2 separate regions of the Mus musculus genome follow, and region 2 is linked to region 1. The links are chromatin loops, found by intact Hi-C in ENCODE. Cell type or tissue: gastrocnemius. All regions are shown on one strand. Links, peaks and the distances in the headings refer to the core of each region. The heading gives the core; the rest is flanking DNA.

Evidence for each region. Peaks named below come from ENCODE experiments on the same cell type or tissue, not always from the same donor. Only the 100,000 strongest peaks of a DNase experiment are listed, where the experiment ranks them.
Region 2: it touches region 1 in a loop (2.3-fold over the local background); 2 of 42 quality-filtered maps call a loop at or near these places.

Annotation. Positions count from the first base shown.
Region 1 is chr3:129,673,110-129,689,273 of GRCm38, reverse strand. Egf (epidermal growth factor) reads left to right here. Exons shown (of 24, transcript NM_010113.4): 21 at 2,922-3,089; 22 at 5,963-6,083; 23 at 8,070-8,175; 24 at 10,719-11,697. The coding sequence ends at 10,954. Among named protein-coding and RNA genes, the nearest start is that of 6330410L21Rik, 73 kb to the left of the region's middle. In gastrocnemius, for the core only: CTCF peaks have their summits at 5,809 (motif pointing left) and 8,864; DNase peaks (open chromatin) are centred at 5,815, 6,674 and 8,861; H3K27ac peaks cover 420 bases.
Region 2 is chr3:129,605,241-129,621,404 of GRCm38, reverse strand. All of the region lies in intron 3 of Elovl6 (ELOVL family member 6, elongation of long chain fatty acids (yeast)), which reads right to left. Among named protein-coding and RNA genes, the nearest start is that of Gm35986, 81 kb to the right of the region's middle. In gastrocnemius, for the core only: no CTCF peak of the experiment used is centred there; DNase peaks (open chromatin) are centred at 7,072 and 8,451; H3K4me3 peaks cover 436 bases.

The DNA.
Region 1 (16,164 bases), core at 5,203-13,202:
GGTCTCACATGCCTGGACCTGTGGACCTCAGGAATGGATGTTATGGACTTAAACAATTTTGTGATTTTTGTTAATAATAATGAAAAGAAAGTAAGTTGTTAGAGGAAGAAGAAGCTATATTCTTTGACTGAGTATGGTCTTACATTAAAAATCACATCAGCTTGACAAAAATTGTGGAGATGTTTGGAAATACTAGTAAAAAGGACTCAATTCTAGTAGAACTCTGCTTTTGAGTTTATATTACCATACCATGATTTTGTAACTCAAGATGCTTTCAAGTATAAGATAATAATTCACTTTTAATGAATAGTTAATTAATGTTAGCAATCAAATAGTTTTTATCTACACACTTAATCCTACTATACCAAACACAAAAATTACAAAACTGGGATGTGTCATTGATTGTCTATGGCTTATTTCCTTCATGGTAGTTAGCTTTAGGTCCCTAGATTACTGTTGCAGTATGAAGGGTTTGCATTTTGTCATAGTGCAGTTTTCCCTCCAGTCTGACTCTGCCGGAATTTATTGTTATGCCCCTATGCAGCTGCATCTTCTTCCGTTGTGTTTTAAACACGCTGAACTGGAGCTGGGCAGAGACATAGGAGCACCTGCAGCCCCAGTGCTCAGGAGGTAGTAGTGGGGGAATCAGGAGTTCTAGGTCTTTCCACTCAAGGCCAGCCTGGGTCACAGGAGGCCCTGTCTTTAATTAACAGGCTACAGCTGAAGGCGTCCCTCGCATTTAAGGACCTTTAACCAAAAGCAGTGTTTAAAGTCGCTGGTATCCACAGTCAATGGAGCGTTACTTTATTTTGAATTGATTTGATAAAAATGTGGTTTAACAATTTTCAGCTTCCCTCCATTTGTCCCTTCAGCCTCCCTCACGGCTATGAATTCCACAGCCACAGACCTCAGGGGGTTCCTGCCAGTGCGGGTTCATCAGGGACCCTCCTGAAGCACCCACACACGCCCACTGGTTCCCTATAACTTTGCTGGTCTGGATTCTTGGGACATTCTAACTCTTGAGCTCAGAGGTCTTCATTCTTTCTGATTTGGCTTTGGCCAGACATCCCTCTGATGCGCCTTTGTCAAAGCTGCGACCCCCACAGCAAGCAGGTTGTGAGGTTTCTTGAGGACAGGAGAGGTTGGAGAACACTTTCAGCTCTGCCACTCCTCGCGGCTTTGTGACCACAACTCACTTAAAAGGCTGCTTTACCCTTACTTGGTCTAGAGTGACATCATATTGTTTGACCATGGAAACTCAAATGCATTTATCCAGGGAACCTTCTGTTTGGTTTAGCGAAACTAATTAATAAGTTGAATAATCCAAAAGACTCATGGCCGTGCCCCATGCTCTGAAGGAGCACTGGCCATTTGACTGCCCTGGGCACGGTGCTCAAGACCCCATCACTTGGGTTTGCAAGTGGAGCCCATTAGCATGCAGCAGTTGTTTTTCAAATGACTGTTAGGGATTGTCAATAAATAGCTATAACCAAAATGAGCTAGAATTAAAAATAGACCCCAGGAAGCCTGGGCAGCCTTTAGGCCCCACCTCAGCTCCTGCCTCTCTTCCATGGTCTGCTCAGAGGTGAGGAGAGCAGGATGCCCTGTGAGAAGCAACAGTGCAGCAGACCGCATAGATGTTTTGACATCTGAGAACCACGCGAGTCAGGCCTGCCAGTCATTAACTGTGTGACCGCATACAAATTGTTTAATGCTGAGTCTGTTTCCTTACCTGTATAATAGGGGGCATCTAAAAAAAAAAGTTAAAAAAATAGCGAGTAAAAACCATGTGTAGTGTGGTGTCAGTCATGGTGACTAATAAGTGTTGCTCCTTTACTTTCCTCCGGAGGAAGTGAGTTTCCACTTTCTTACGATGGATAGAACTAGGGAAGAGACTCCAGATCTTCTGGAACGTTCAACAGTGTTCTTCCATGCTTCCCACCTCGGGTCCTTTTAGAATGAAGTGGAGAAGTGGATGGGTTGGTGGAGTCAGGAGAAGGGAATTTTAATGGGATTTTTTTTTTCCAAGTTAATTTTGGTGTGAAGAAAATGCAGTTGTTTCTCAGCATCTAGTTTCTAGAAACAAGCACTTCCAGTAGATGGCAGCATTGCTTCGCTTACTTTTTGAGCATTGCTAGCAAACTGGTGTCTGATAATTAGAGTAACCAGCTCATTGGACAGTGAGGAATTTATAGGCAAATGGCCCTTTGCCTTCAGGAGAGCTCCCCACCTTTTATGTCTCTGGTTGGTTTTTGTTGTTATTGTTTGTTTTGTTTTGTTTTTTCCACATTTTCTCTCTGGCTAGTGGTGAGTTTTACAGAAGCAAACAGCCCCTCCTTAGCCAAGGCCCTGCTTCCAGTGCCGGGCCTGTGTGTGTGCTTCTATTACAGCCTGGGGCTCCACAAGGGTCGCTGTTTCCTAGTTCTCTCCTCTGACCTGGGACTGCTGCGGTCTGGCCAGACACCTGTCTCCAGGTGTCTCCTGGTTTGTGTTGGTTTAGAAAGGGAGCCTCCGCCTTTAATCCCAGCACTTGGGAGGCAGAGGCAGGCGGATTTCTGAGTTCGAGACCAGCCTGGTCTACAGAGTGAGTTCCAGGACAGCCAGGGCTACACAGAGAAACCCTGTCTCGAAAAAAACCAAAAAAAAAAAAAAAAAAGAAAGGGAGCCTCCGTGGGACCTTAGCCCCAGAGTTCATCTGTCATCGGATAGCTCCCGTCGTCCCAAAGGCCGGCTGAGAAAAGGGGAAAGCCCGTGAGTGGTAATATTGTGAGTGTTGATGGTAAATCTGTACTGTCAGCTGACATCACAGGCTCACAAAGCTGCATCTGGAAAGGCACAGGGTTAGAGACAATGCACATTGAGTTTGTAAGAATCGGGCACTGGGGGCCTCTGCTTGACCTCTGTTCCTGTATCCTTGACAGCTGTGTTATTGGCTATTCTGGGGATCGATGCCAGACTCGAGACCTACGATGGTGGGAACTGCGTCATGCTGGCTACGGGCAGAAGCATGACATCATGGTGGTGGCTGTCTGCATGGTGGCACTGGTCCTGCTGCTCGTCTTGGGGATGTGGGGGACTTACTACTACAGGTAACTCTTCTTTACCATGAAACTTGACAGCCTTTCTCTAAGCTCCCCCAGGAAATGCATACTTCCTTGGGATGAACTTGAGCAAAATACTGCATTTAAAAGGAGGAGTGAGCTCTTTTCACAAGCCTGGACTTGGCTGTACAAAAACATCAGTGTTCCTACTTTTCCTTTCCAGTCATTACACATGTGTAAGATCTGTGGTCCTCCGTTTTGGTGATGCTGAGGACTGAGCCCAGGACCTTGCACGTGTGCTGCATCCTCACATCAGATGTGCTTATCTCCCACAATGCACTACTGCAGTCCAGACTCTTCTTTTAGCATCGCATGCCCACATCAACCGGCATAACTATCATTTTTCATGGTTGCCTGCTGATAATTACCCACAATACCTACTTATTGCTAGAGAGAAATCATGATCTTCTCTAACTTGGAAAGAAATTCTGGTCATTGGGTTTTGTTTTCAGTAATTTAAAGTTAGGGGTTTTCAAACCGTGAGACGGTAGCGTACATTTTATGTAAAAGCACTACCTTAGCGTCGGGGAGCAGGCGTCTCAGGGCTCCTGTTCCTTTCCTTTAAAATGATGATGTCACACTGTCATCGGTCGAAACAGCTTAGGAAGTGTTATAATAGTCTGTGCTGTTAAAAACAAAAATCATGGAATCACAAGACTCCTGCTGAAGGGGCTTTATAAAACTGTCCAGTGGCCCACCTAGCTACCAGGTGTCAGCGTTCTGGTGCTATGGAAGGTACCTACTGCCATCACAAGGTAAATATCCAACCACATTTACCAAAGCTGAGCAAGCACTCAAGTTACAACTGTTTCATATCCTGCAAAGTTGAGCATAATCAGCCAGGTGCTCTCCCCAAAGACCCTGCTATATAGCACACTTAGCAGTAAACAGCATTGGCTCTGGAAGCAGCTTGTATAGCTCCGATCCAAGTTAGCACCTAAGCCCCCTGGCGCGCCTTCTCATCTGTGGGCATTGGTTTTCTTTGTTATGAGGTATGGGATGATAATGCTTCTTACAAGAGTTGTTGTGAGGCTGAGTTAGTGTGTGGAGTTTACCATAGGCCTGGTGTAGTGGGTATAACAAACACTGCTGTTGTTTTATATGAATAATAATCTTCCTAATAAGAGGCGTATATATTTAAAAACCTCCATCACTTCTGGGAGACAAGATCCCCAGGGAAACTCTTGAACTTCTAATTGGGTGGCCCATCACTGCACTTTTTAGCCTATTGTTTGGATTCTGTATATTCGTAAAAAGAACTTTAAGTCATCGGCGGCTTGTTCCCCTGGAAAGATAGATGTAAAAAACAAACAAAAGAAAACAACAACAAGAAAACAAGGAAACTCAAAAACCTTCCCCAGTCATAGTGGTGCTTGCCTTTAATCCCAGCACTCAGGAGCAGAGGCAGGAGGAATCTCTGTGAGGCCAGGCTGGTGTAGAGAGTGAGTTCCAGGATAACCAGAGCTGCGTATATACATATGCTCATATATATATATACACACACATACACACATACATATATACATATATAGTGAGGCCATATCTCAAAAGAAGGAAAGAGAAAGAAAATTTTAAGTTAGCACATGATATAATTATTTTTGGTTTTTTGATATATTAACACATAACTTAATGTTTTTCAGAAATTTGATTTTTTTTTTTTAAGACAAGTCTTTGTATGTAACCTGGACTAGCCTCAAACTCAAGGTTCTTTTGCCTCAGCCTCAGGGCTCTGATTTCATGGACACGCCAGTAAGCGTGCCTGAGCAGCGGTGGGTGGGGATTGACAGCCAGGGGTGGATGGATGGTGGGTTTCAGCTTCAGACTGCTGTAGCCCAATAGCAAAAATGATGAAGGGCCCACGTATAACTCAGTCGGTAAAGTGTTTGCCGTACAAGCCTAAGGGCCCAAGTTCAGCTCTCAGCACCTATGTATACAATGCAGTACAGTACAATACAGTGCAGTACAATACAATACACTACAATACAATACAGTACAGTACAGTGCAGTACAGTACAGTACAATACAATACAATGCAATACAATACAATAGAATACAATGCAGTACAATACAATACAATACAATGCAGTACAATACAATACAATGCAGTACAATACAATACAATGCAATACAATACAATGCAGTACAATACAATACAATGCAGTACAATACAATACAATGCAATACAATACAATGCAGTACAATACAATACAGTACAATACAATACAATACAATGCAATACAATACAATGCAGTACAATAGAATACAATGCAGTACAATACAATACAATGCAGTACAATACAATACAATGCAGTATAATACAATACAATACAATACAATGCAATGCAGTACAATACAATACAATACGGCAGGGCACACTGTGCACTTACATCTGTAACACTGGGGAGATAGAAACAGGGGGATCCCTGGGGCTTCGTGGCAAACACTGGGTTTACTGGAGACACTGTTTCAAAAAATAACACAACACGTAGAGCAATTGAGAAAGAGGTGCAAGGCTTTTCACCTGCATACAAGGGCACACTCCCATACAGGTGCGCACACACAAACCCATGTTCACACACACAACTGGTAAGGACTATTGCTTGACAAAAAGGCTTGTCAGAGCTCTTGTGATTGCAGTGCACCCAGAGTTACGTTAAGTCCCTCTGAGCATCCCTAGAGCTGTTTGCTTACCAGTACTGCCCCCTAGAGGCCTGGGGGTTTTCAGCTGTGTGCTTTGACTGACTGTACCATCTGTAGATCTAACTTGTCGACCGACACAGTTGCTCCGGGTTATCCCGGAGTGGGATGGGTGTTTTGTTTTTATTTTGAGCTTGACTCAGATTTTTTTGGCTTTATCTCAGGACTCGGAAGCAGCTATCAAACCCCCCAAAGAACCCTTGTGATGAGCCAAGCGGAAGTGTGAGCAGCAGCGGACCCAACAGCAGCAGCGGGGCAGCTGTGGCTTCTTGTCCCCAACCTTGGGTAGTGTTATCAGTACATGAGCTATGAATTGCTTGATAAGTATTCTTACTCATTGTCTTCTTCCTTCCTGATGTTCAGAGAAACTGAACTCTGTTCCAGCTGCCAACTGCTCTCAAAATGTCTTTTAGCCTTAGTGCCCAGCCAGTCTTCAACAAGTGTTTAACCTCTGGGCCTCTCATCTTCTTCTGTATAACTCTAAGATCCAGCTTCATAAACGCCATGTGATTTAGGACCCGGGCAGTGCTCAGTTCCTTGAGGTCTCATGACTTTGTGGATAGCTAAATTCCCTTCATGGCGCTTGACAGGCTATAGAGAATTAGATTGCACATTTAATTAATCTCATTTAAATCATAACAGGGGAGAAATGGTTTCTGCATGTGTGTCTCTTTTAAATAAAAAAAATTTAATTTTAAAAAAATCAAAATTCCATGCTGCAGTAGCAAGCAGCTTGTTGGCTCTGAACTTCATTCAGAAGCCAGGGCTGCTGAGCTGTGTGTCCCGTCCCCCCCAGCTGTCATAACTGCCGTCCACACCAACTGCCGCTGCACACGTCAGAGAGAGCTGGGGAGAACCCAGTTCCCAAACCCGGAGGAGAAGCAGCAAAAACAAATCTGCTCCTATCAGCTGCCGTCCACCGCAGCCAGAGCCCTGGAGCTTGGGCGCTTCTTTCTAGCAGAGAGGCACATGGTTGGAAGATTTGCAGTGTGCATCTTGGCTGGAGCTAGAAATAAGGAGCCTATGCCCTCACACAGCAGGCCGCTATATTGACTCTGCAATACGTCATTGCAGAAAGACCACTGAGGAGGAGGAGACTAAGGGTGACGAGTGTTGTGAAGAATGGAAAGGGAGAGAAAACAGCTCCTGAGAGTCACCCTCATCCCCAACATCACTGTCCCTATCCCCTGATTGACTCCACTCACTAAACCTCCCTACCCTTCCCTTGATGAGAAAGATAGGTACAGATTTTTTTTTTTTCTATGCTCTTTACTGTTGAGTTCTAGGTCCTCCCTGTGGAGGGCTCCTTTCTGAACTACACAGAAGTCCAAACCTTGGGGCAGTCCTTCACCCGGTCACTTACTGATAAGGAAAGACTTTGCCGGCCTGGGTCCTGTGCCCAGAGCATGGCCTACTTCTGTTCTTCCTCTTTCTGTTTGATTTCTTTTAATACCTAACCTGTCTGGCCTGAGTGCAGGCCAGTCGGCTCTGCTCAGCCTGCATTGCAAGTGTGCCGTGAGTCTGAACCATGCAAACAATGACAAAAATGGTTTGTTGAGTAAAGAGAAGTGCTGTTGTGCTTATCTGGGCCTCTCTCAGCACTCTGCCTTCTGAGCTGCCACCTATGAAAGAACAGCTTGGGGATCCCTGCAAGATAGTAGTTACCCATACTCACTAGCGGTCGTAATTACCTGGGACTTGATAGCATGCTTAAATGAATTATATATAGACACATACACACACATACACACAAACAGCGGTAGCCCAAACCCACATATATGGCCTGGCTGATGGGCAAGTACTGGTGATACCTAAGGACACTTGTATAATTTGCAGCAAAACAGGACCCTCTATGGATCCAAGATTCTTTTTTTTTTAAAGATTTATTTATTATTATATCTAAGTACACTGTACTAAGATCACGGACTACTCTTCCAAGGACTGGGGCTTGATTTCTTGCACCCATTTGCTGGCTTATAGCCAGCCATCTGTAACTCCAGTTCCAGGGGATCCAGTGCCCTCTTCTGGTCTCCATGGGCATCAGGCATACACACATACACAGATAGATATACATGCAGCCACAACACCTGTACACATACATGGTAAAACTGTAAAAAGGAAAATGTACGTTTAGCTGGAGACAGTTGACAAGGCGTTTCTTTCCAGCTTCACCTTCTGTGTGGGTGAGCTCGACTACGGTTGAAGGTTTATCAAGGTGGCTTCTAGATCACAGCAGTTATCCTCTGAACCCTTTGCTTTTCTGTTCTGCAGTTTGTGGTCCTAGAGAAACACCAAGACCCCAAGAATGGGAGTCTGCCTGCGGATGGTACGAATGGTGCAGTAGTAGATGCTGGCCTGTCTCCCTCCCTGCAGCTCGGTGAGTCGGTATTTTACCTTGATCAAAAGTGTTTTCCAGCCGGGTGGTGGTGCCAGTGCACACCTTTAAACCCAGCACTTGGGAGGCAGAGGCAGGTGGATTTCTGAGTTTGAGGCCAGCCTGGTCTACAGTGTGAGTTCCAGGACAGCCAGGGCTATACAGAGAAACCCTGTCTCAAGGAAAAAAAAAAAAAAAGTGTTTTCCACTGAGAAATGTCATCTAGTCACAAAAGGCCATTGGCCTTGTCTAAGCTGAGTGAGCCCTGGGAGGCACTGACACCACGAGAGAAACACATTTGATTGCATCTCCTCTTCTCTTAGCCCCTGAGCTGCTTAGGACTGCAGGCTATCCCTAGTGTTGGTTCTCAGTCGTTGCTTCGAGTGTAGCTCCCCCGGGGATGGAAATAGCTCTCCCCAAACAGGTTCCGTGGCCTGGAGGGAGTGTTCTTATTGATGAAAGTTGATCTGGCTTTGTTCTAGGGATTTCAGCATATTCTAGTCTTACCGGGAGCTAACCCTCAGCCAGGCTCTAGGCTGAGAAGTCCAGTCAGACCACTAAGGGACCATAGATCCGAGCCAAGTTCTCAAGCTCCCCTGGAGCGTACTCTGCGTCCTTTGCTGTGGTCCCTCTGCCAGGACTTGTACTGTGATCTGTCCCTTGGGTTTGGAGCTCAGATATCATTATCCTCCTTACAGCCCAGAGGGCAGCACTGAACATGCTTTGTGTCCTAAGCCATTGGGAAGGCAAAGGAAATCTTTGAGCCAATAAAAACAGGTTCCCTGCTAGTGCCAGGAGCCGGCTAAGTGTCAGTGCTACTTGTATTTCCTGATAGTTCCCATCACACACACCGCCATAATACCCTCTTCCGGTTTCCAGTAGGGAGAACCTGGGGTCTTACTACAGAAAACTCATTCTAAATTTCCATTTTGAACATGCTCTGTGCTGTAACCTAAAATACTATATTCAGAAAAAAATTATTGCATAATTTGAGCAAGACGAGTTTAATAAGGCTCATTAAGGGATTGACTGAAAACTGTAATAAATGTTTATGTATGGTGACTGTTGTCTGTATACTCTTAAAACTCAGATCTTCAATAGTTGCCGAGGTATTGTTGCCAGCACTATTAGAAGGTAAAGGGCTGTCTTGTAGTTACTACTTTTCCTTGAGCAGCCAACAACACAGGGTCCCTTTCAGAGAAAATATGCTTAGAAGAAACATGTGGTAAGATTTTGCAACTTAACCCAAAGCTCAAAGATTTGACAGAAATGTAGTTATACCAGAGGTGGGGGATTCACATTGTTAGGGCAGAATGGATTAGAGCAGCAGTTCTCAACCCCTTTGGAGGTCACATACACCTAAGACTGCTGGACAGTAGTAGTGAAGGTTCATAGCAGTAGCAAAATGACAGCTGTAAAGTAGCCATGGGAACAGTGCTATGGTTGTGGGCCAGCAGAGCTTTAGGAACTGTATGGACGGCTGCAGCATTGGGAAGGCTGAGAGCGCGGGGTTTGAACATTAACACTGTTATGCACTGAGCAGCAAATGAGTTGATCCACTCCTTAGCTTCCCATGTGAGTAGTCCGACCAGCCATCGTGTTCCCACCTCATAGGTATTTACAGAGAAAGCACACACGGAGCTTGGGTGGGAGGGAGAGTGAGGAAGGAGTTGAAGGTCAGCTTTGGCTCTGAACTGGTTCTCCTAGAAAGGCGTGGAAGAAGCCTGGCAGTGGTGGCGCACGCCTTTAATCCCAGCACTTAGGAGGCAGAGGCAGGTAGATTTCTGAGTGTGAGGCGAGCCTGGTCTGCAGCATGAGTTCCAGGACAGCCAGAGCTACACAGAGAAACCCTGTCGTGAAACACACACACACACACACACAAAAGGCATGGAATCATAGTAGTAGTGTTTGAGCACAGAGACATCGTCATGGACCCCAGCCAGCACCAGTGGGTGAGGGTTAGGGAAAGAGGACCGAGCTGGGAGGAAGGAAATGTATTTCAAACCTAAACAATGTTCTAAGGCATGTATGGTCCTGATGTGGAGGTGGGGTGTACACAGGAAAGGCTAGGGAGCACTCTTAGCTCTTTGGATCATCTCAACCAACTGATGCTTTGCCAGTTTTCAAAACTGAACCCCAGGGGCTGGAGAGATGGCTTAGCGGTTAAGAGCACTGATTGCTCTTCTAAAGGTCAGGAGTTCAATTCCCAGCAACCACATGGTGGCTTACAACCATCTGTAACAGGTTCTGGTGTGTCTGAAAACAACGACAGTGTACTTAAATATAATAAGTAAATAAATCTTTAAAAAAACAAACAAACAAACAAACAAAAAAACCCTGAGCCCCAGATAGGTTGCAATGGGTTCCTTTGTTTCGTATGTTTTAAGTCTATTATCCCATGACTGTTACAAGGATGTCTTTGTGAACAATGAAATCTCCTCCTCTCCTTCATCTCTTCTTCATATCTATTCCGCCCCTCCTCTCCCTTTATCTTCTCTTTCCCCTTCATTCTTCTCTCTTGTCCCCCACCCATCTTCTTTGAACAGGGTCAGTGCATCTGACTTCATGGAGACAGAAGCCCCACATAGATGGAATGGGCACAGGGCAAAGCTGCTGGATTCCACCATCAAGTGACAGAGGACCCCAGGAAATAGAGGGAAACTCCCACCTACCCTCCTACAGACCTGTGGGGCCGGAGAAGCTGCATTCTCTCCAGTCAGCTAATGGATCGTGTCACGAAAGGGCTCCAGACCTGCCACGGCAGACAGAGCCAGTTCAGTAGAAACTGGGAGTAGACAGAAGGTACAGAAGGGAAAATAACAAACCAGGCTGATGATGGTAGAATGCTACAGACTTGGTACTCCAGTTTCCACGGCTAATCACTGCTCGCTCAGGGTCCTGAAGATAGCTGCACAGCTGCAGAGCTGCACAGCGGGATAGCTGCGACTTTTGCTTCTTGCTTTAAGCAGTTCCACTGAAGATACTCAAAAGAGAAGTGGAGAAAATCATTAGAAACCAAAGTCAAGACATTCATATATAAGCTGTGTCTTCTTCACTGGACGGTTTGCCTCTTTTCCTTTTGCCTCAGAAGGAGTGGGTTAAAGCAGGTGACCCCATGCTCTGTCAACCCCTGAATAAATGATGTGATCTACATAGAAGTCTTAGCTCACTCTCAGGAACGCTTGGAACACTATAACTTTTGCTATGATATACTGCCAAGTGTGGCCCATGCTCATAATTGTGCTTTCTGAATTGTGATAAATTAGTGAAAAAACTGTAACTTAGAATCTGATTTATTCAGGATTAGATCATCTTTTTATACTATAAAAATCTTCGAATGAAAATATTTAACTTTAAAAACATTACCTTAATCATTGTCTTTTCTTCTTGAAGTCTTTCCCAGTGAAAACGCTCAATTCTGCTGTTTCCATAGAATTTTTAATTTATTTTAAGACATGAGATTGTAAACAAATTGCTTGATTTATTTTATCCTAATTATTTAAATAAAATCACCCTAAAGCATCAGCATTTTATTACAGTTTGATGACGTTTGTTATCGTTTGAGCCAAGTATTTCACTGTAAAGAAGATTGAACTAACTGTGATTCTAATGGTGCATCTTCAAGGCGTGGCTAACACAGAAGATTCGGGGTATACACACTATGTCCCAGGCAGTCCGGGGCTTCAGGCTGTGCAGGCCAGGCATTAACTCCTGCCCCTGTTTATCTTTACCACTCATTTATTCCCGAGTCTTAGGATGTGGGTTACGTAATCAGAATAATAAGGCCTGGGCACCCATGTTCTCAACGTGGACATGTGTGGGCATTTGAGGGCAGGGTGACTTCAGGCTTGAGGGCCTTACCCAGTTCTTCAGTGACACTTTCTTCCAATTTTTTTTTTTTTCTGAATTTAGTTTTGCTTCAGTGGACAATGGATAGCCTGAAAGCTCATAAGACCTGTTTTTTATTTCTGATAAGTAAACCGACCCCAGAAAAATAAGTCATCCTTTCTGAAGCCTTCACAAATTGGCTTCCATTTGTGTCCATTGAATGTACCTCTTTTAGCATCTCAAGATAGCCAATGGACTATGAGCCCACAGTCCCTCAAAATATATATCTGTGTTTGAACCAGAAAACCCTCACTTCCTTTGAGCTTTGCACTAATGAGGAAACCTTAGAAATAGGAACCCCTGTGAATGCTTATTCAGGCCACACCAGCAGCCTCTGGTCTGCTGGGTGGTCTTCAGGTCAGTCTGCCACCCTGGAGATGTGCCTTCCCTCCTTCTGTCTTCATCTCTCAAAGAGGCATGTGTTCATTTGTTTGAAAATACACATGTAAAAGCATTTCCGTCTAAGGTCTTTGATTGATATCTTTCCGAGACTACATTTAATTTTCTAACTCTCATGGTCTTGATGTACCTGGTACCGGATGGGAGAGTCTCTGTTGTCACCTACCCCATGTGGAAGGAACACTCTGCCCTCTGCGGCACTTAGCAAGATTTTAGAATCCAAGTTTTGCCTGGATATAAAGTGCCCTGTTCACACAAGTATATGATCACTGTATGGCCATTGAGAATGTTACAGCACCACCAAGTGTCATCTATAAGAACCCTTCACATACCCGCCCCAAAACGACTAAGCAAAACTAGTTGACCAGGAGAATTAAAAACTCATTTAGCAAAATGAGTTTTGTGCTTTGTCGTGTTTCTTTTATGTCTTTACAAGAATTCTCTTCTGTGCAGCTCCAAGCTCTTTCGTCCAGGCCCGCCCGAAGTGGAACTCTTCCTATTAGAACACTGGCAGAGTTTTCACAGCTAGAGGCCCTATGGTGGCAACCAGGAAAACAGCAGGCTTCCCACTCTAGTAGTGGTGTACAGGGTCAGGTAAAAGCTCTCATCCTACATGCTATGTCCGCAGCTGGTCACTGAGAAGGGCGCGGGCGCAGGCACAATTGCTCCCCTACTCTGCCTCACAGTGACTGCTGCCAGGCTGTCGATCACCCCCAACGACTTTGAAATTTTTCATTGATTCTTGGTGAATTTCACATCATGCACCCCAATACCACTCATCTCCCCACCTTTTTTGTATCTGCCCTCTGCCCTGGCAACCTCCATAAACAAACAAACAAACAAACAAAATCTCGGGGCTAGAGAGATGGCTCAGTGGTTAAGAGCATTGACTGCTCTTCCGGAGGTCCTGAGTTCAAATCCCAGCAACCACATGGTGGCTCACAACCATCTGTAATGAAATCGGATGCCCTCTTCTGCTGTGTCTGAAGACAGCTACAGTGTACTTACATATAATAAGTAAATTTTAAAAAATGACAAATAAAATCTCACTGTGGAAGCTGCAATGTGTTATAAAGTATATATCCTTTCGCCCAAACAGTTTAACCTGCAAATGTTCACTGACATGAGCCACTAGTCTGGTTCGAGGCCTCTGGTGTCTGCTACTCTATCAATCCTGGATCCTCACTGGGATGCGTCTCAGATATTTTGCTGTTGCCTTGTGTCATGGAGATCCCGCAGCTCTGGATCCACAGGCTGGACCCCATCCTATACTCCAGCAGTTCATAGATGAGATAGATGCTTAGGTGAGCCAACTCAGGCTCTGGATCTGGGCCTGGGAGGAAACTAAGCTGCTCAGCCCACCCACTCTCCTGTGCCTGTGCCACCACAGTTGACTCTCACTTTGTCCAGACAAGGACCAGCTCTCCCTCTTTCATGCCCATGAGGCTGGTCCTTTTACACCTTCACAACCAGGGCCAGCCCTGCTGTGCTGCCCAGGTGAGGTTCGGCCCGCTCTCCCTAGCGCTGCATCTAGTGAGCACCCTCATGTCCTTTGCTTAACTATCTCTCCTTCTATGGATCCTATGAGAACCAGTGGGCTCAGGCCCGCCACCACACCCAGATGCATCAGCCTCCCACAAACCTACCCTGTTACATGCTACCACTGGGCGTGAGGGGCTAGCCCGTGGTTTTCCCACAGCTCTCACTTGCCCATGTCTCCCGTTGCCTCACAAGTCCTGAGAGGTGACTTTGCTCTCCTCCTCCTCCTAGACCTGACTTTCCTAATGCCTCTTGAAATTATACAGCATTTCATTTCTATAATAAATTACCTGTTATATAATATCCTCTGATTTGCTTCCTGTGTGAATCCTGGCTGATACAACTAGCATATATAACCAGTTATTCAAGATGCAGGCACCTTATATCATGCAATAGAAAAGGGGAAGTGTTCCTCACCTTGTTTTAACCTTTATTTCTTCAGTGGACTAGTACAGAATGGAAAAGGATGATTAAGAACCAAACTCAATTACAAAGGTCTACGCAAAAGCTTAGCCGTGAATCAGGCAGTGAGTTTTAAGAGCATTTCATGACCAAATGTCAATTATGTAATGAAGGAAACATCCGTTGACTATTTCAAAGTAACATGTAAATTATTCAATTATATTACAACACAAAAGAAACCATGGTACAGGCATAAGGTATTTTCAGAGACGTTCACCCTTCATGACAAAACTTCTTAGTAAAGTTGGAAAAGTGAATTTCTTGAATTCGATGAAGGGAATCGTCCAAAGCCTACAGCAAACATTTCCCTAATCCTGGGACGCCTAAGGCGTTCCCCTTAGCGCAGGACTGAGACAGGGGTGTGCCAGTCATTCATTATTTGAATTTCATATATATGTATTGTATTTACGTAATTTCCTACTTTTCTCTCTTTCTTTCAACCCCTCCTGCGCATCCCATCCCTCTTACATATTTAGCCCCTTTTTCTTATAATAAATATAGAAGTACAACCTGCTGCGTCCATTTAGTATTGAGTGTTGCTCTTATATATTTATTTGTAGGACAGACCACTTGGGATTGAACAGCCAGTGAGGAGGCTCATCCCTCTCTGTCTCTCTCTGTCTTAGCAGCCATTAGTTTCTTGTAGTGCTTCATCTAGAGGTGGGACCTTGTGGATTTCCCTATTGCTGCTGACATGCCAACTGATCGTATCACTCAGGGCTTGGTTAGGCAGCCATGTTGTTGAGATTTCAGGGGTATGCTTTTCCTGTCATTACAAAAGACACAATTTCACAAGCAGACACCCAACCCTCCTATCCCCTCTTGTCTCCATTGTGCTCGGATTAAAGGTGTGTGCCACCACGCCCGGCTTCATTGTCATTTCTATTCAAACATTGTGTTATGCATCTTAAATAGTCTTCTGACAGCACAGTAATATTCTAAAGTAGTATGACTGGATGTTTAAAATACATAAAGATTAAAAATAAAATTATTTTCCAGTGATAGAGTTGTCTGAAAAAAAAAGTACAAGATAATTCACAACTATAAACACAGCATCACTAAATCTCACCAGTCCTGATGGCTCGGCTGGTAAAGTCCGTGTTACAGTATTTCTTCCCAACCTCTGCTGCCAAGGTGATCACCAGAGCCTGATTCCCAGGACCCACACGGTGAAATGGAACTGGCTCCCCAAAAGTTGTCCTCAGCCCACCACAGACATGCTGTGGCACATGCATGTGCTTGCTCTCTCCCTTACACATACAACAGTAATGAAAATTGGAACTAGAGTAGTGACCCGTCCAGCAGGTCCAGTTATTCGAGGATCTCGAGGGGACCTCCTCCTAATAACCAAATGGGGGGTAGAGAGAGACGAGGGTCTTGTACGAATAACGACACGGAAACCGTTCTGAAGTTGTATCAAGACCCCCATGTATTGAGAAAGGTCCAAGGTTTAAATGCACAAGCAAAGGGGGAAGTACAGATACTTATCAGTGGGAGGGGTAGGGCAATACAAGCAAAAGGAGAAGTATTTATCAGTGGGAGGGGGGGCAATAGAATTGCACATTCTTAGGCAGTTACATGGGGAAGCAGGATCTTGGTGGTGTCAGGGTGTGGTCAGGAGAGCGGTGATGACCCAGGGCTGAAACATCCGGTAGTTCTCAGAATCCATGTGTCGGTGGCCCGCCTTTGACCCTCTTTTCTTCT
Region 2 (16,164 bases), core at 3,823-11,822, 66 kb after region 1:
AGACTCAAGAGTACATAGAAGCTTTGCAAATAGCTCCTAATGTGCCACAGAAAACAAGTACCATGGTGGGTGTGCCTTGTACAGCTGCTGTCTCCATTCGCCACTCCCTTGATAAGCCAGAGAACTCCTGCTTTAGACAGTTGTTTTGAATTTTGTTTGATAGGATGGGCTGGCTTTGATTCAACTTCTGATATGTCAATTTAATTCCCTTGACTGGTAAATACAAGCAGCTTTTTTTTTCTCCCCCAAATAAAAGAGAAAGGTAAGGGTCTGAGTGTTGTTTAAATACTATAACTCCTTGTCTCCCAGTGACCCGACATGTTAAATATAGCTGAGCAGGTCCTTACATCTAGAGTGTACAACTTGGAAATGACCCACTTGTTTCAAGAACCTGGCAAAATACTAACACTCTGGGGCCAACTTTGAATGACTAACTTGATAAAAACCCAGCCTTGCAGAGTGCAGAGTCAGGAGGCAAGGAGAAAGTAAGATAAGTCTGAGGGCAACGGGTACCATTCTGGCTGTCCATCAGCAGCTGCCACAGGCATAGATGTACGGCTATAGGATCTGAGACCTCAGTTTAGGATTTTTTGTCTTCAAATGCACCAGGATCTTACATTACTGAAACTTCTATCACATTTCCCTACGAGTCACATGGACGTCTCTCTGTGTAATACGACCGATGGCTTCAGTTCCTTCAGGACCAATAGGGAAAGTGTCAAACTCACCTGAGTTTGAGTCCTAGCCGTGCCAGCCTCAGTTGTGGTGGGCTCAAACTTGACTCTGTAGACATCTCAGGATGTCTCACATGTGAGCCACAAGATGGTGCAAGCTCCTAGCTCCAAGAGACATTATCGTGCCTAACTTACAGGCAAAGACACAGACAGCGAGGGGCTTGTGAGCTAGCCTAAGCAAGGACCCCTAGTTCCTATGCAGCATCCACTTCAATCTACAGCTCACAGCTCAGAGCTGCTTCTGAAAACTCACCAGACTGTCAACTTAGGGGAGTGGCTCTCGGTTTATCTGATGATAAAATCTCCTGCAAGCCCTAAAACATGATGTCAGTGCCTGGAACAAAGCCCACACCAAGAAGTTTAGCCCTTAATCTTGGGAGCAACTATTGGTTCTAGCTCTAGGCTAAGATCATTCAAGACACCATCTTGACTGTCCTCTTGCTCCATGAGCCTGTGCATGACGCTCCATCAGTAACCCATGGAGGGAGTCAACCCATCTATGAGCCACAGACATCCAAGTGAGGATGTGAAGTCTGAGAGTTCTGTGTCTTGTGATGGGTGAGTTCTCTTCCTCTGATTTATCTTCTCAACGACCAACACAATGCTACCTAATCCATTCCTGAGAAGGCTAGCCCAGGCCTAAGAGATACTTTCAATTTCCTAAGAGAAGAACAATATGCAGGTGTCTGGTCTTTTATAATGAGAACATCAAACAAAACTCGACCATTAGTGACAGGATGCTAGAAAACCTGATTCTATGAACCAGAAAGAAGCTGAAATGAATGAGAAGGGTACAGTGAAGGTGGAATGTTGAAGCCAAAAGCCAAAACAAAATAAAAACCAACCAAACCAAACCAAACCAAACCGTCATGTGAATCACAAAAATGGTTAGTCATCTTGTTTCTCCAGAAAACTTAGCTCGTCAGGAAAACTCATGGTGCTTGGAGTAGGAGCAGATTATTAGAGCAGCAGTAATTCCAGCGCCAATTGCCCTGCTCCATCGAAACTACGGTACAGGCTTCCCTGGCTTACACAGCTGCAGGGGGAAAGCAACCGCTCCCGAGATGATTAACGACAACCGTGGGGAGAGTTCCTGAAGCACGCTATAGACCATTATGTGCAGGAGTGGGGTGAGGAAGGGGAGGAAAAGGAGGAGGAGGAGGGGGATGAGGAGCGGGAGGAGGAAGAGGTGATTCGAGGTCACCGTGGTGCTCAGTTTCTCACATCCTTAAAATGAATGGGCTGCGGTTGTCCTCTGGAAGCCAAGCTCTATCTACAGCTCTTACTGCAGCCTCGAGAAAAGGGGGAGCCATAAATCATTAACTTTCTGCTCCTTCGCATATCCAGGGTCTTCCTTTGGGCACATTAATCTAAAAGCCAATCAGATCTTGACCACCCTTTCAAACAGCACATTAATTTCTTCAGGAATCATTTTTGTCATCACATAACCGAATCATTAGTATCATGAGCATATCAAAGATGGTGAAGTCAGGGGATGACCACTCCACAAATATGAAGTATAAATGCTCACTCGATGGTAGGCTATACTCTTCATTAAAAAAAAAAAAAAAAAGCTTAGTTTTGCTTTCCCCCATATTTAAGTATTTTTACCGGGCAGGGGGCGTGTCTGTAAAATATTCATTCACCTGTGGACATAGTGATGTGCTTTCCTCTGTCCCTGGCTCTGCCACAGACTACTCCCAGGGTCAGGACACAAGTTACCTCAAGGGTAACGAACCACCTTCCTTTCAGAGGGAAGAGAGCTTCAGTCTTAGACCCGAGTGGGATTTCTCTCCTCAGGTAACCTTTCAGTGTCGACTTTCCCTCCAGGGCCTTCCATGTTATTTCTCGTGGCAAACTCATGAGTACACACAACTCCAGGCATCCACCCACACGAGGGACCTCATAGTGTGGACTTTTATTTACTAAGCAACTGACCAAACAGTTATCTGGAAAGAGATGATAGGAGAAAGATATTTGTCATAAATCCTATCATTAGCTGATGTTTAAAAAGATAGATATGTATAGAAGTACAAGTACACTGGGTGGTGGTTGTTGTTGTTTGTTTGTTTTGTCATCTTGACAAAAACGGGAGTCATCTGAGAAGACGCCCCTACCACACCGGCCTATAGACGAGCCTGTGTGGCACTCTCTTGATGGCCTTTTGATGTGGGAGGGTCCAGCCTACTGTGGATGGTTTTCATCCTTGGGCAGATGGTCCTAGGATGAAGAAAAAAACAGCAAACCGAGCAAGTCACAGAGGCAGCTTGGCTCCCACCCTAGTTCCTGCCTCTTTGCAATGTTTGCTTTGAGTTCCATCACATACCAACTGTTGACCCAAGGCTTGTAAAATGAAATAAAACCATTTCTCCCCAAGTGGCTTTTAATCAGAATGTTGTATCATAGCAACAGAAACCTAACTCAGAAAGCAGGATTGTTCTCTGGGCCCAGCGAGCAGTGTGTCAGATGAACATGACAGGAGAAAGGCCCAGCTCTGCCATCACCTGGGCCCTTTACATCTGACACAGGACTGTTCTTATTTAACTCAGTTCACCACCTTGAGAGGAGACAGACAAGTAAGTATGGCCTGTTGGCCTATATAACTGACTCACTAGATACCTGACAGAGATCCTTCGGAACACCGAGTCTGCAGGATTAAAGGAAAAGCAGAGGCGATGCCAATAAAAAGCCTTTGAACTTTTATTTTTAACTATCACCGGGATGTGGGTGGAGACAGACGGCTCAGAGGTTCAAAGCTGTTCTTCTAGAAGACTGGGGATCAATTCCTAGCACCCACATGTTGGCTCACCATTGTCTGTAACTCAGGTTCCAGGGATCTGATGTCCTCGTCTGGCTTTCTCGGGCACCAGAACAAAAATAAATAAACATCGTAGGAATTTCCCTTCTAACTGGAACTCATTCTTAGCTTTTCAGCTGTGATGTGGGATGGAGCTCAGCAGAGTTACTGTTCAAATGCACAGCCCTTACAGCATCTGTCGGTGGTGATGTCACACTGCCACAGACTTGTCTCCAAGAGACATCTAGCAGAGCTCATCGGGCGGCACGTTTATCACTGGACTTGCAGACAACTGAGAGCTTCCAATTTTACAGCTTCAGAACGCTGGCTCAGCTCCGTGGCCATTTGTGAATGGCCAGGCGGCAGTCCCTGGCATCCTAATCCAAACTTCAAGACTTCCTTTTTGCTGGAAGCACGGCTGGTCATCTTTGCTCTGTAGTACTTAAAACCCCAAATCAATGTCTTTCGTGGATCCATAAGATGGGCTGAAGAACTTGCAGCCCCGATGGAATCACAGAGTGGTTTGGAAAAAGAAACCCAGGGTGCACCATGAGCACGTTTTAACGTGCGTAATAGGTCTATTTAAGAAGAAAAATTAGCTCAGGCCCACTGATCTCACTTAGGTCACGTAGCGTCTTTGCGAAGTATTCAGCTGATGTCTGGGCTTTCCTTCATAAACTTTACTTTTGAAGGCCAATCTGTTGGATTTCCACGACAGCTTGGGTATGTTTCCTAGAGGTGCTAATGGACACTTCACCTCTGTAGTGAGGTCTGCCTCCTCCTGACCCCTCGGAGTCCCATCAGTGCCATGCCTTAGGTGGGCATGCCCTCCTATCAGAAAACAAGTAGAACTGTCTAGAATGTGGGTAGCCTAGACCCACTGTGTGCCGACAGAGGGGATGTAACATGGAAGGAAATGCTTAGAAGATGATATGGTATAGCAGCCACCCTAAACGCTGAAAAATGAATGCATGGTCACATAATTCAGCAATCTCACCTGGGACCCACAGTTTTGTCTATAAGAACTAAAAATGAAACCTTAAAAAAAAAGTTATCTTCACATAAGTGTTCCAACAACATCATTCCTAACAGCCAAGAGGCCGGGGTAACCCAAGTGTCCGTCAGTGGATGAGTGGATAGCAGAATGTGGTCTTTTCAAATGACGTATCAACGAGCCATGACAAGAAATCCTGAGACAAGCTAAGAAGTGGACAAACAGTGAGGACTTTGTGCCAAGTGAAATAAGCCACCACGAAAAGACATATACTAAGTGACTTAGATTGTGGAGTCAGCCAAACATGTACAGACAGACGGAAGGAAAGTGGTGACTTTGGGAGGGGGTGGGGGGTGGTGCCACAGGGCTAGGGAGGTGGACATGGAGAGTTCTTTTAATTAGCAGTTTCAATTCTGCAGGATTTCTAAACCTGATTGCACAACAAGGTGAACATACTGGTTCACCTTGATAAAATGGTTGAGATAAAGAAGAAGAAAGAAAGAAAGAAAGAAAGAAAGAAAGAAGGAAGGAAGGAAGGAAGGAAGGAAGGAAGGAAGGAAGGAAGGAAGGAAGGAAGGAAGGGTCTTTAGATATCCCCAAGTCTAAATTCCTGTGCTTTGAGGTCTTACTTCCAAAAAAAAAAAACCAGTTAAGTGAATTTCTTGATTAATGACATTTAAGACACTAAGGAAAAAAAAGAAAAAACAAAGTTCAATTTTAAGCTAAAAGTAATGGCCAGCCTGTGGTACATCTCCAAATTTTGTCCAAACATCACCCATCCTCCCACGGCCTCAATACAATTAGCAGCATATGCTTTTGAGAAAAATGCTAAACTGGCTTCTAAAAATTAATCAGAAGTCCCAGCAATAAAGAAATGAAAACCTGAAACACATAGATTGAAGCTCTGACAGGCACAGGGCAGGCCCTCAAAACCAGGGCATGTAGACCAGCATAATACAGCAAGCAGCCTAGAGACAGAGCAGCCGGTCAGTCAGCCTCCTACAAGGGGATCTTGGGAGAAACTGCTGGATAATGACTCAGCACTTCAATCTACAAATCAGTTAATGTGCAAAAATGAAGAATTTGAGATGGGCACTAATGATGAGGCTGGCTAAGGATAGACCTGTCGCTGTAATAGACATTGTTATGATAGCGGGATCAACTTTGCAGGATGTGCATAGACTCAGCCATTATCATCATCATCGTCATCGTCGACGACTCATCATCATCGTCGACGACAACAACGATATCTCAAACTAATGAAGCTTTCTTTTTTCAGGCAATTATGTGTAAATGCCCTAACTAGTTAACCTTAACTCAATGGTCACACAAGAACTGAGTGTTCCACCGGAAAAGAGCTGGGGAGTACACAGCTAACTGACTGTCAAACTCTGGCTTAATTAGATAGTTTCTCTTTGGGTTTTTATTCTTAGGAAAACTCACTCTACGCTTATTCCATGCTAGGTTCTCTTTAGTATTCCAGAATTTAAAAAGTGAGAAAGACAAATCTCTTTTACAAAGTCTATATATTCTGCTGCTGTCAACTAACACACACACACACACACACACACACACACACACACACACACACACCACACACACACACACCACACACGCACGGAGTAACTTAATGATTTCTTATATATAAAATGTGGTGGTTAGCTATCTCAGCAGTGACAAGATGAGACACCAGGGAGGTGACAGGTGATCTGATAAATGGACTCATGAGGAGGAGCCTGACCTGCCACGGCTTTGCTATGAACACACAGACAAGTCTCACAGCAGAAAAGATGGGGATGCCAGTCCAAGGCCATGAAGGCTGGTTGTACTGGGATGGGGATGAGATATGGCTTCGCAGATTGGTGTGGCCACAGGTGTAGATAGAGCCTCTGAGTAATTTATAAGGCATAATAATTAACAGCAATAAAAATCATTTACTTGAGCATTGTCTGGCCTTAAGCAAGGCAGGGACATGATATGCTTTTTATACCTCTAGAGACTATATATATATATATATATATATATATATATATATATATACCACAACACAAAATGCCAACCTCCACAAGAGGAACTAATTCAATTATTAACTTATTTTCTGATTAATTAACTTGTAAGGAATTCTTTACAAGTTGACCATTTAAAAATATACATACATACATACATACATACATACATACATACATACATACACACATACGGCTTTTCAGAGCATATTGATTGAGTTTGAGGCAAGACAAACCACCGAAAGAAAATGTAGACTGAGATGAAGCAGAGACTCAGATATTGAATTGCCCGCTCAGGAAGTCACTAGAGAGAACCGCCATGCTCTAGGGTTGCCTGTTTCTCTCTGCTCTGCCAAGATGGCCTTAGGCTAACCAGGAAGCTGGCTAAAAAAAGTCACTCCCTAAAGTGAAAGTTAACCAGACCAGTGCTGTTATCTGAGAAGGCCTGTAGTTAATAGTTCACAGAGGGGGCCAAAATGACTGGAGAGGTCAGCCCACCAACAGGAAGCTTAGGGATACAGACAAGCATGCCAAGTGGGCCAGAGTCCCAGCCAGATTGTGCTGGGGCACAGCAGGACACATGGGGATTCCTGGCTTGACCTGGATGCTGAAAGGAGATGCTGAGGATGTGGAGAGAGGATGTTAGCCTCTAAAATGAAATGGAATTGTGACGTAGAGTAAACCACGGCAGTTATAATATATGCAGATGTTTAGGCTTGGTCATCAGAGGTTCCGAGGTAGCAGGCTTGAGGGGAGAATCCAGAAAACACTTTTAATTAACATTCAGATGCTGTTATGTAAATGCCCCTTAAGTCAGGGCTTGAGAAACCCTGTCTATAGCCTTTCTCACGTATTTCCCTTCTGCAGTACTCTGCCAGTGATGTACTTCTGCATATGATTAGATGAAATGTGTGCCCCGCCCCATACATAAACCACACTCAAGAAACAATTTCAAAGCTGGTGTCCAAGCTGAGCCACAACGGTGCAACCAGGAAGCAGTGTCTGAAGTTTCTGCCTGTCATCCATGGTCGTCACCTTAGCAATCCTGTGGATCAGGAGAGTCTTAAGTCCCCAGTGTGACCGGGTGGTAACGGTGCTGGGGTGAGCCCTGGGTCTACTACAGTGGCCTGCACAAGTGTTCTAGTGCATGGAGTGACACTGACAGCCTGACTTGCTGTTCAGCCCAGTCAGCCCTGAAGCTTGCAATCCTCCTGCCTCTGCTTTTCAAGTTCTGGCACTCCACTCCATTAGTGTGCTGCCACTGGAGCCACAAAGCTGTGACCATGACAGCTGGTGAAGCACAGCAATGCTACCGATGTCACCATTAAATGGTAGTGCGAAAACAGCCACTGGAGCCACAACTTTCAAATAAAGAACCCCCTTAGGATGGAAAATGGCTGTTAGCATAGACTTGCTGTGTTTACAATTATGCTTTGAGACACAAAGTTACACGGAGATAGATCTACATGTCTAGAAGTTTGGCTTCTATTCTTATGCAAAAATTACTCTTGAGCTATAACAGTTCAGAAACACTTCTGACATATCGAAAGGACGTGCCTGCCATAACTAAAGGTTGCAAGCCTGGTGTGTATAGTCTTTGTAGGCTGGTTGTAGGATGGTGTGGATAAAAACCCTGGCATACATTGTATAAACTGGTTGTTAGGAAGTTCCAAGAGAGCCTGTAATTTCTCTGTTTGGAACAGAGAAGAGCTGTTCATTTTAAATTAGGCTAAAAACAAGTGTTGGAACAGCAAACATTCCCCATTAAACATGGAAGACGTCTTCCTCCCTCCACTTCGGCACTGCCTTTCCTGGCCCGTACTGTACGTTCTGCAGAAGGCTTGGGTGGGGTGGGCTCTGAGCAGCCGGTGCCGCAAAGCAGTTTCCCAATCACTGCAGCCGACAGAGTCAGCCCGAGCACGAGAGGTTACCGCAGAAAATGCGCTCGCTCCCTCGCACACCGTGCGCGCACCGAGCATGCGCCTCCACTCGGGTCCTCTAGTAAGAGAACAGAGTCACCCAAATAGCTGGGCAACTCAGCAGCGCAAAAAGCAATGACTTTCACTTTTGGACTTGATCCAAAACAGGAAACAATAGAGGAGTCCCCAGGCCAGCTGCTGACAAGGCTCCTTGTTCTGCAAAATAATATCTGAATGGATGGATGTCTTCACTGTCACTAGTGTCACGGCAAGGACACCCACTGTGCTCATACAGTTCCTTAACCACTTTTACAATTTTATGTAATTTTATGATTTTTTTTTTTTTTACTTTTTAAAATTTTTGAGACAGGGTCCTCCTGTGTTGCCCAAGGTGGCTTAGAAATCTCTCCATTTTCCTTCCTGGTGTTAGAGGCAGGCACGATTGCGACACTTGGCTCGCAGCTATGGGTTTGCATGAAGAAACAATACTTTGCAACTTCTGGTTGGTGGAGTGAAGGAAGAAATAATTTTGAAAAGCAGTCTGTCTGTCTGTCTGTCTCTCAATGTGGTTCTCACTACAAAATTCTTCCAATCGAAAAGAATTCTGGGGACTTTGTTTTGTTAAAAGACAATTTTATAAAAAGATTATTTTTATTTACATATGTATATGTGAACATATGTGAGTATCTGTGCAGCACACACATTCATACGATGTCCACAGAAGCCAGAGGGCATCAGACCCTTGGGTCTCTAAACTACTGAGTCTTCTCATCTCGCTAGCCCTTAAAGATCTCTTCTTCTATGCTCAGTAATTAGACTGAAATAGATTGTCTCTCCTCTTATCAGATCCCCACCCTTTGGAGAAAAAGCATTACATGGATGACAATTAAACAGTTTTAAGTCATAAACCTACTTAAGGGTTTATAGAACATATCGCGGGGTTTGCTTTTTAAGAAAACCAGAACTACAACACAGGCAGGCTAAGGTGATCCCAACCATTATCGGTCAGAAAATCACCAGCCTCTCACAGCATTTCCTGTCAAAGGAGCCAGGCGAGCTGTGTCTAGAATTTCCTAATCCAAAGCCAACACAACTCGGGACTCTCATTAGGGTGCAGCAGCTGTGTACGTCACGGGAGTCAAAATGAAATGTACAGTAATTCTATCAAAAAGCTGACCACAACAGCCCCAGAGGAAGCCTGAGCCAACTTCTAGCAGGGACACTCCACAATTGCTTAGCTAGAACTTTGGCGGGTCATGTTTTCCCTGTGAGGATACCATTGTTAGTCATTTTTTTATTCTGCTATTCACTTTCCCCTCTTTCTAGGAGTTATTTCATAGACTCAGTTTAGGGTGAAATGCTTAGAGGAAAGCTAACGGTGACAACAAGCTTAGTCTTCCTTGTATGAACAGCTATGAAGAAGACAGGGTACGGGAATGCAGACACATAGCCCACCTATATGTAGTCTATAAGCCTGGAATGGATTTCTGTAGTGAGTTTCAGAAACTCGGGTTAAAGTCAAACTTCTAAAGTTTCTACTTTAACATATGCAAGAGCCTACACCTTTTTTGGAGATGCGAGCAGAGGATTTAGACAATAGCTGCTGGTCAGTTGATCCTGAGATCCTTGGTCAAGGAGAACTTCTGAGCAGACAGACCAACTGTTCATTGTCAGAGAACGCCACCCTTTAAAGTATCGGGAGACAGATTTAGATTTATTTTAGGAAGAATCTGTCTTTTTGTTTTTTAGGCAGGGTCTCTCTGTGTAGCCTGGGCTGACCTGTAACTTCCTCTGTAGACCAGCCTCAGATGTCCGCCTGCCTCGGAACCCAAATGCGCCAAGGCCACCATCAGTGAAGACAAAGGCATAAACGTGGCACATCTTTTTCCTAGTCAATCTGTTACTGTTGGTCCACAATAAGATTACAATCTTGAATGTGACATCACACAAAGCTCCACCCTTGATTCTTTAAGATGTAATCTGTGCCCATAATGTCCACGTTCTACTCATAAGGACGCCACATACTAACTGCAAGGTGTGTTGTCCAGTTACACACGAAAGCCATGATATTGAGCACCATGCCTTTCTGGGGAAGCAGCTGGAAATACAGGGGGTGACAGCATTCTTGTAGCGAGGACCAGAGGAGGGGACTCCTCTGGAGACCCTGAAGCAAGCTGGCATCCTCGATTTGGAGCTGACTTTAGAACCCACTCAGTTAGTAACCCTACCTCAGTGTTTGAACATGAAAGGAACAGTCAATGCATTACAAGGGCAGGCAGAAGAAGCCCAGTAAAACAGCCACAGTCTGGAAGCAGACAAAGGCATTTAAGCTGAGATACTGAGTTATGAGCGCATGTTTTTTTCTTGACTTTGAATAATCTCAAACTATCAACTAAAGGAGCTGTGCTATCAAAAGATCACACACACACACACACACACACACACACACACACACACACACACATCTCTCTCTCTCTCTCTCTCGTGTCAATTGGCAGATTAGAGGACACTCTAGTGCAATTCCTTTAATCTTGTGATGAAAATGAGTTTGGTCTCAGAAAGACAAACAAACCAACAAACCAACCAACCAACCAACAAACAAACGTGAAGTCTCAAGAGGCAGAAGGTCGGAGTCTCATAGTCATCGGAGCCTGAGATGGCTCTGACACTTTAGATGGGTCTTCTCAGCTCATCTCTCACCTTCTGAAGCATTGGTTTTTATATTTATTTATTTAATCCACCCAGTATAAAGATTAACTTGAAGCTAAATGCTTTCAGAGAACCCAGACACTGCTTCTTACAAATAAGGTGACTCTGAAATGCCTTGTGGTTCCTAACGTCTTCAAGTCACTAGTACACTATTAGGAGGATTTCTACTTCAGCCCGACAAAACTCGGCATCAGTGAACAACCACCTCTCCCTGCTCCTTCAGTCACCTGAGCACACCGTCTGTTCCATTACGGATGCTTTTCAGATCTCCATGATGTGGGGAGGGGAGGAGAAACTTCTCCACACACCATTGTACCCTTACAAATGGGAAAAAAGAGGGGGAAGGGGATCAAAGAAATCCACTGCTTATATTAATAACTTGCATTGTGCAAGTAATGAAACTTTTTAAAAAAAAATTCAGTCACTTTAATTACACACATATGGTTCTAAGTTTTAGGACTCTGGAAAGTATGAGCAGTATCTGAAATAGGAATGAATTCAGTGGGTGTTGTTTGGTTACCACAGCCTCAAGGAGGGATAATAATTTAGTTATGAGACTAAGGAGTGTGCACCAGTTTTCCCTTATGAGGTTTCCACTGCAAATGGTAGGCAACGGAGTTTGCTATTAACTAAGCAAACCCATCCACTGGTAGGTAGTGCTGGCAAAAACAATTGCTATCCTGCAAGGGAAAAACCTCCTGCTTCCTAGGTCATAGCCAAGTCAAGGGAGACCCAGGCACCTATCCATACATACCATCCCACTATCCATACATACCATCCCACTATCCATACATACCATCCCAAACAGTCAAGCACAAGAGCTTGAAAGCGCAAAAGAATGGGCTCGCTGGTGGCCTGCAAGTATGTTTTGCATGGGAAATTTCAGAAGGAGAAATTCTGGTGATGTAACAAGAGAAGTGTAGTGTGAGCAACAGCCTTGTTTCTAGACAGCAAGGAGCCCACTGCTGTCCTGCAGTCTTCTATGCACGTCCACACCCTGAGGACATGTGAGCTCCTGGAAGAAGGAAGGCTCATTTCTCAGAACTACAGCTATTTATTTCTAAGAGAAGTCGCCTCAACAGGACCATCTAGCACCCACTCATGTTGTTCATTTTAATGTTTTCCTCTGACAGATGACCGTGGCTGCTTCGGACTGATAATGGCCGTCAAGTGTCCTCTGGTACCTTTCAGAATACAGAATTTGGCAGTTTCATAGAAATTCATTCCTTTGTTACGATGGGCTTCTGAAGAAATTCAAATTCTTACACACACACGCACGCACGCACACACGCACGCATGCATGCACACCATGCAAAATCGTGGCAAACAGGAGCCTTTAGGGATTGATGAGGTAAACACCATAATCTGTAGCTATATCCTTAATTCAAAATAACCACTATGGAATGATGCAGTTGCAAATTCATGCCATCTGCTTTAGAAGAGGCACACACTATTTCAGCCCATCTGAGATGATTGACGGTGCTAGGTATTCAGTAAATGATCCAAAGCACGCTGAGAACTATGCTGTCTTACATCAGTGTGGAACTCAATGTCACTGCCCACATTTAAAAATTTAGGTGGTGACAAAAGATTCCTGGAAGAACATTCATCTCTGAAGAGTATCTGTGGGTAATGAGATTTAAGACTGTATGTGTGCTTTTCTTTTTCCTTTGGTTATATTTTTGTTTGATTTCATGAACAAAGACTACTTGTAAAACTAGAAATTAAATTTTTAAAAGCTACTAGATAACTGTACGATGACAATAACTAAAACAACTACAACTGGGCAGCATTCCTGTTGATAGGCCAGCAAAGGCTGGGAACCTGTAATCTACTTGCAAAACATGGAGAGGCTATAAGCAGAGGCTATTCCTGCGAAGACACAGCCCTGCTCTGTGGGGTTTGTGTGTATGAGTCGGTAGACAGGAGGATGACCTGAAGGTACTGACCTCATTACAAGACAGCAACCTGTCCACAGAGGTGCTTGCGACGAGGCCAGAGCCTGGGTGCCCTCTCTCTGCAGAGCGGATGTCCCACTTTGTCTTCAGTAAATGCCTCGTATAACAGCTGGGAAATCGCTAACCTATCCTACCACAAGACCACACTGCAAATTTACTTAATTAATCTAACAACTACTTCCTTGGAAACACTCAAAACTCTTTTGTTTCTAGATTCAATTGCTCGTATCCCCTTTTATAAAGAAACGTAAAACAGTTGTTAGTAAATCACCTCCCTTAATTTCCTTACTAACTTTAGAAAAGGAACATTTAACACCTACTTGGGCTCCAAGGGGTTGGGGGTGGGGAGCAAGTTATTCTTCGGACAAGACGTTGGTGTGTTTAGTTATGAAAATGTTAGCAGGTGTCTTCCTGCAGGCAGAAATCCAGAAGCGGGGGTGTGGAGTAAACAGAAGAATTAATTTATCAATGGCAGCGTTGGGTTTTCATTCGCTATTTATGTAACATAGATACTTCATCTATCTTTGCCCAGATGCTAGGTATCACTCTGTGACTTAACATTTGACACAACCCATGTGTGTCAGGTAATATGACTTCTGTTTTCTTCTCCCTCACCTTGACTGTCCAATGCTCCAGGAATGGACTGAGAAAAATCTAATTCAACAGAGGAAACTTTTATACATTCATTCTTCAAAAAAGACAAATATATCTGCTTTGTTCTGAGGTTTCAGATGCTCAAGCCAGGCTCAGGGCCTCTCTCATCCTGCTGCCTGCTAATCTATATGTAGAACTCTCAGCTCCCTCTCCAGCACCATGTCTATGCCATGGTCATAGTGGTCTCTTCACAGCAATAGAAACCCTAACTAAGACACCTGTGAAGATAAGATTCTTATAATAGAAAGTCTTGTGAAATATTTAACATGAATATAATATACCAACTTATAAGACATGGTGGGACTGCCAGGCAGTGGTGGCACACACCTTTAATCCCAGCACTTGGGAGGCAGAGGCAGGTAGATTTCTGAGTTCGAGGCCAGCCTGGTCTACAAAGTGAGTTCCAGGACAGCCAGGGCTATACAGAGGAACCCTGTCTCAGAAAAAAAAAAACAGAAAACAAAAACCAAAAAAGTACTTATCAGGAGTGGCAGCTATAAATGACAGCTAGCAAACTTACACTTGTTTAAAGGAGATTGGGGAACAGGTAAATATGTGTCCAGAACCAAGAAATTTGGATCAATACAGCCAGACCAGCCAGCAAATGAGGTCAGTTGAGGTCTTTTCCCTCTCTCTGTCTCCATGAGTTCCAGGACAGCCAGAACTATACAGAGAAACCCTGTCTTAACCGCCACCCCCTCCCAACCCCGCAAGACATGGCAGGATTACAGGATTTAAAAGACTAAAATCCGGAAAAATCCATGCCAGAGACAACTCTGAGATAAAGTATACAGAGCAAAGAATTTCCTCACAGGGTGCATTAGAAGAGGAGGAAGGGAGGAGAAGAGAAGCCTAGGACATCTGGAGGGTTAATGAAAACACACAGACCTCATCTTGGTTCAGGTTTTTATAAACAAACTATAAAAAGGAAACTATAAGTCAGGTAGAAAAATTCAAGATTTAACAAAGAACTACCATTAGTTTGGGTGAGGAAATAGGACTGTGTGCCTTTCATTGAAAAGAGCCCTGCCTTTTCAGCTCTCACAGAAGAGCTTCAGTCTGCATTATTTCCAAATTTGGGGATAAGGGGAAAGTTAGGTATAGAGAAGAAACATGGCCCATTGAAAGCTGAGTCTGTATGAGGTACGCTAGGTGCATGGGGCACCACTGTACTTTAATCGGCTTATGCATCACAGAACGTCAAAGGAAAAAGATGCGGGGGAATACCGGAAAAGCAATTTTTCAAAAAGTCCTCTTTAGAATAAGGACTAATGAGGACATGCTTATATTGCAGGGGAGTATAAATACAAATGGAAATGTTTCTTTTGGGTTTTTAGAGACTTACAACTTAACAGGAGAAGAACTTGAAGTCTTCAGCAACAGACCCAAGCACACGCTCTTCAAATCCCCAGCCTCCCCAAATCCAGTGAAATAAAGAGTGGGCCCCGAAGTGATAAGCCATTGGGGTTCTCACACACGCAGGCAGGCAGCCAGCACACTGCATGGTGCAACTCCTGGCACTCTGGGAAAATCCTCTTCCCGAGTGATCCTAGTAAGCTTTAGGTGACTAATGAGGCTTTTAATGATACCATCTATCTTTCTTTAGTGCTAGAAAAGGTATCGTATCATCCCCCCAAATATAAAGATAGTTGTAAGATGACAGTGATGTGCTTTGTCCTACATTCCCCCTATTTTCCGCCCCATTGACCCCGCTCTTCAACCAGAGTCACAAACTTTCAAAGATTTGAAAAGCAAATCACAAATAGGACAAGTGACTTTGATAGCTCTTTTGGTGAATTCTGGCACCTGCCTGGACTCCAGCTGTGTGCTAATCAGCCTTGTGATGGCTTCTGTCACCAAATATTAGAAACAAAGGAATGTGGCTGCTTGTAGGTTGACTGAAGTCCCTGGAGAGGCCATCCCCACAGCTTCGTGTTGGGCTCTGCCAGGCACACAGGAAGAACGGGCTGTATAAAAACCCGTGACAGCAAGCATAGGGAATGCAAGTAGATGGGGCTTTGGGGCATACAGAGCAACAACATGCCCTGCTCTAGTGATGTCTACGCACTCACAGCCAGGGTTTGGCTTTCTGTCTCAGTGCCATCTTTAGATTAAGTACTCGTAACGGCTCACCCACGACCCTGGGTCCTGACTTCCAATGGACTTCACAACTTATTTGTGTGTTTTGAAATTATATATTTATATTTGGGCAACTGGAATTACTGAATGACCAACTTTGCTAGCAAATGAAACGGCCCAGGACCTCACCCAACAGAAGACCTATGTGATCTATGTGTCTATGAGTCTATGTGATCAGAACAAAGCCATTTCTCTGCACATGACTTTATGCTCAGAGTGAATTTAAAAAGGGGCTGGGGCTGGGGAGAGGAGGG